Regions from separate parts of the Homo sapiens genome. Here region 2 is linked to region 1. The links are chromatin loops, found by intact Hi-C in ENCODE. Cell type or tissue: endothelial cell of umbilical vein. All regions are shown on one strand.

What was found. A loop is a pair of places that touch in the nucleus more often than their neighbours do. Peaks named below come from ENCODE experiments on the same cell type or tissue, not always from the same donor. Only the 100,000 strongest peaks of a DNase experiment are listed, where the experiment ranks them.
Region 2: a loop joins it to region 1, with 8 times the contacts of the local background. A loop is called at or near these places in 10 of 110 quality-filtered maps.

Annotation. Positions count from the first base shown.
Region 1 is chr5:74,432,608-74,435,107 of GRCh38, reverse strand. The region is part of intron 2 of LINC01331 (long intergenic non-protein coding RNA 1331); the gene reads left to right. Among named protein-coding and RNA genes, the nearest start is that of LINC01331, 100 kb to the left of the region's middle. RefSeq lists an enhancer at 1,281-1,370. In endothelial cell of umbilical vein, no CTCF peak of the experiment used is centred here; a DNase peak (open chromatin) is centred at 1,487; H3K27ac peaks cover 2,049 bases.
Region 2 is chr5:74,632,246-74,634,745 of GRCh38, reverse strand. It overlaps ENC1 (ectodermal-neural cortex 1), which reads left to right. Exons shown (of 3, transcript NM_003633.4): 2 at 1-62. The coding sequence ends at 30. Among named protein-coding and RNA genes, the nearest start is that of ENC1, 7.2 kb to the left of the region's middle. In endothelial cell of umbilical vein, no CTCF peak of the experiment used is centred here; DNase peaks (open chromatin) are centred at 1,555 and 2,345; H3K27ac peaks cover 1,776 bases.

The sequences.
Region 1 (2,500 bases):
CCAAACCCCATGCCAGGCCACCATCCCATGTGAACCCATTTCTCACCCTGCTCAGGCTTTCTGTCAGTCATTTTCAATCTGACTCCTAGCAGATTTTTAAAAGGATCCACTTGGGTAGATACAAAATGAGTTTAAGCAACTAAACTCTGGGAAAAAAAAAAACAACCCAAGCCCAAATCTATTTAATAACATGTATTACATTTTAAAATAGGTAGATTAGAGTACTAAAATAAAGTTTGTTGATTCTCTTCTTTTCCACTTTAACCCTTTAAATTAAAACAAATACTAGGGCTTAGCTGGGATATGTAGCAGTTGGCTGATGAGGAAGGAAGTGAAGATGATGCTGCCTTCTGGGCTGGCATCTACATAGTGATTATGCAAGACTAGGGTGAAGGAGGCAATGCGGAACAAGGACAGAAGAGGCAGCCTCTTTTCTGCCTTTATTTTATGATTTTTAATCTTGACTTGAGAACCAGATGTTCTGATTAAGGAATGACTGAGGACTGGGGACATGGCCAAGGTTTCAAAAAGAGGCAATGGACAAAAGATGCTTCTGGTAGACCAGGTGACGTCAGAAAGAAAATTAATCTAATTTTATGTAAGTGAATTTCCTCCTGAACCAGGATAGCAGGAAATGTAATCTTTCAGGAAAGACAGAGTTGGAGATTTCATTTTCTACTTATCCCTTTTCCCATGCTAGAGAAACAGTTTTACTTCAAAGAAGCAGACAAGGAGGTGTTTCCTGCAGGGTGAACAGATTTGCAGAGTGGGCTGGTGCTACTCCCTTGATGAGGAACCTCTGTGTGGGGCAGCCTATCTGGGGAATTAAATTGTTCTCTGGCCCTTGCCTGCTGGGCTGCAGGGCCTCAGTGATGGGGATGGGGGGTGGGGCACTCCATAGTTCCCGTGGCTAAATGAGTGCACGTAGCAGGATTGTCCTAAGCTTTGTTTAATGGCATTTCAATGGGGGAAAATGAAGTTCCCGGAACAAAATCCCAAATTGTTCTTGCTTTATCTTCCTCCTAAATGTGTGTATTTCTGAGCCGAAAGGCAAAGGAAGTAAAACTCCACCCACCTCTTCCCCATCTGACCATGTCAGATCCCAAGTATTTGTCTGTGCTCCAATTAAAGAGACGAAGATTCTCGATTTCACCCCAGCTCTTGTCAGTACAGGGAGCTCTTAACTTTCCACACGGAAGTAGAGAAATGTAATTTTGAGGAGAAGTGCTGATTTTTATTGGGCATGACTTAACTCAAGCTGCATCCCTGTTTTTTTTTTTTTTCTTTTTAAGAATAATCACTTCAAAATGATTAATGATGCCTGAAGCCTGACCAGTCTTACTTCCTGTGGTGAAATGTGGAACTTTTGTGCATGTCTGGGTTCGTAGGAGGGTGTGCACCAAACTCTATCAAGAGATAGTTTCCCATACTGTACAAACAGTTGGGTCATTGTTCAGAAAAGCTGACTCTCTGAAGGAAACGTGCTACAGAGTGGTACCATATCCACAGCGGGGAGGGAAGGCTTTGCTTCAGTTACAGAAGGGAAGTAAACTCATTTCCTTCTTAAGGTGCCAGAACAAGAGAGTTGCTTTGTCAGCGGGTGCCTCAATCTGGCTTTTTTGTTGTTGGTGGTGGGGGTTACGAACAATGAGGATGATGTCTTTGAAAACAGGTAGGATTTTTGAAGGGTCACAATAGAGGAATAGGTAGAACAAAGAGTCACATCCTGCTGGGACGCAACCATTCTACTGGACCTCTAGGCTGATCTGGGGGAACAGACTCCTCAGGGGAGCATCCGGCCCTTCCAGCATTTCCCAGGAGCAGCCCTAGCCTGACTGCCAACCACTCTTCATTGAGGACCCAGAACTGGTCTGCAGCAAATGCATTTAGCATTTTTGTGAATCCTGTTTGGAAAAGAGCATGGATGATGCTTATTTAAGAAAGCTAAAACTAACACAGAATACTATTGATAGATTTTTTTTTTACAGGATTTTGGAAGTCTAATAATTGTGTCATGTATATGTTCTCCTACCTCCTTCCCCACTCCTCCATGCTATTCTTTGCATTAATACTCTGAGAAGGGTGATTTGGTGAAAAAGAAAAGCAGACCGTCAGCTTATCTTTTCTGGAGCTCTGAGGAAGCTCTATAGTGATCCTTCCCTTAATAAGTTGTTTTATAGAGAAGCTGAACTTTCCACTGAGGCACAGTGCATGGGATAAAAGACTGGCTTAAGAGATACAAAGTCAGAAAGGGGAAAGGGATACTAGCAGAGCTCTGAGTGCTGAGGGTGGTGCGAGAGAGTGCGTGCCTGTGAGAATGCACACGTGTGTGCAAGCCTTCTCTCTTCTGAACAAATTCATCCCAATAGGTCTCCATTTCCTCAGGACCCATAACATCACCCACTTATGGGAGGGCTATGAAGAACAATGGGTGATAGCTGCAAAGAAATATTAAGGCATGAATTATTGCTTCATGATTGTCTTCTATTAGAAAAGCCAC
Region 2 (2,500 bases), 200 kb before region 1:
GTCAGCACCTGGAAACATCTGCCTTCTTAAATGCAGTACATTCTAAAGAGAGTGAGCATGAGGTAAGAAGTTTAGCTATAGATGTAAGTATGCATATAATTAGGCTATTGTGTAAGTTCAGTACATGGGGTGAGATCTGATCCACAGAGACTGTACTGCAGAAGTACTACCAAAGCTGTAAAAATAAGAGAGCTGGTGCCCCTAGAACTTATCCACTTGTGTTGACCACAGCCTCAGCCCCCACCATGGCATTAGCCAGTGGTTCTCAGCTTTTACTGAGCCTCAGAATCTCCTGAAGAGCTTTTTATTTATTTTATTATTATTATTATTATTTGAGACAGAGTCTCGCTCTGTCACCCAGGCTAGAGTGCAGTGGCATGATCTTGGCTCACTGCAAGCTCCGCCTCCTGGGTTCACACCATTCTCCTGCCTCAGCCTCCCGAATAGCTGGGATACAGGCGCCCACCACCAGGCCTAGCTAATTTTTTGTATTTTTAGTAGAGACGGGGTTTCACCATGTTGGCCAGGATGGTCTTGATCTCCTGACCTCATGATCCGCCCGCCTCGGCCTCACAAAGTGCTGGGATTACAGGCATAAGCCACCGCACCCGGCCCTGAAGAGCTTTTTTAAAAACTGCCCATCCCAGAGACTTAGTTTCATTTGGTCTGGGGTGGGGTCCAAGCATCAGTATTTTTAAAAAGTTTCCGGATGATTCCAATGAACAACCAAGTTGAGAACCCCTGACCTCTGTTAAGTATGCCAGCTAATGTTTATTGAGCCCTCACTGTGTGCTTGCAGCGGTGCCACGTGTTTCCCACGGATCATCTCATTCTATCCTCACAACAACCCCGTGGGGAATTATTACTAGCTTCATTTTATAGATGAAAAAACCTTCATGCATTACGGAGGCTAAGCTGCCCGAGTTAGCAGAGCTTAGTAAGAGGTGGAGCTGGTTAGGAAGTCAATGCAGGGGGTCTGGCTCTAGGGCATCAGCACTGGAGCATCGTGTTGCACTGCCACCGAATAAACTTGAGCTTCACATCCATGACACCAATGTCATCCCAGGTGATACTTCATTTATATTCAAATTTTGCTTCCTCAAACCCTTTGTAGAATGATTAGGGTTTAAAAATGTATTGCTCAAATTCATTCCTAGTTTATTCTCTCCAAAATTATTAGCTTATTTTAAATGTTTTACTTAAAAAGTAGCCCCCTTTAAGGCGTTTATTACCTTTAAAGATAAATCTATATCTGTCTTTGTAAAAGGTTGCATGTACATAGCAGAAATTTGTGCAGATAACACAGAGCCACCTAAACTTCCCAAACTATGGCCTTTCAGAGTTAATCAGTCAGGCCGACCCTATTGTCAAGGCTAACAAAAGTTGTGTTTCTGAGTCATATATCTGAGTACATAATAGTTGTCTGTGTATTTAAGAGTATAGAATACTCTTGGCTCAAATAATTAATAGGCCTACACAGTTCAGAGTTCGCAAAGCTCACGGCTGCTTTGCTGCTAAGCATTCTTAGGATTGGCCCCAGGAATCGCTTAGGCATGTGTAAGTATAGCCCAGCGCACACAGGATGTGTTGACTTGTTTTGGTGATTCATGGGCTTATTACTAATAATAAGAGAAGAAAGTAACTGCTTTGGAGGAACTACAATGAAAACAAACTCATTTACTTGGGAACTTTTGGCTCTGTTTTCCCTAGTATGTTTCACACCTTTGAAGGGGACTTCAAAGGGAGAAAAGGAGATCTAGGCCTAGTGGCAAGCTAAGCACAGAGGGGTTTCATCTCATTGGTCTTTTCTTTCCCTGTCCCTTACAGCTCATTTAGAAACATCATTAAACTTGGCCTCACTCTCACATTTCAGCTTGCCATTTTATTTTCTTTTTGAGACAGAGTCTTATTCTATTTCCCAGGCTGGGGTGCAATGGTGCTATCTCAGCTCGCTGCAACCTCCGCCTCCTGGGTTCAAGGGATTCTCCTGCCTCAGCCTTCCAAGTAGCTGGGATTACAGTGCCCGCCACCACGTCGGGCTTTTTTGTATTTTTAGTAGAGATGGGGTTTCACCATGTTGGTAAAGCTGGTCTTGAACTCCTGACCTCAAGTGATCCACCCATCTCAGCCTCCCAAAGTGCTGGGATTACAGGCGTGAGCCACCGCACTTGGCCTCCAGCTTGCTATTTTTTTTACTTCTTCAGTTATCTCTTCCAGCCTTCGTACAGTTATCAGAGTTCTGAGTTATGTCATGCTTTCCTGGAATGAAACTCCTTCAAAGCAGCAGGAACAATCAGACACCTCCTCTGGGGAGCAACTGGGCTAATAGTGTCTCACACCAAACTGGTTTTTTGTAGCCTTGCTGGCATCTCAGTAATCTTGAATAAACAAATGCTCTGAAAGTGGTTATTTCATTTGAGATATGAATGCATGACTCACCTCTAAAGCAGGTTTAAAGAACCTCCTAGGCGAAAGCATCAATTAACAGCACACTTAGTTG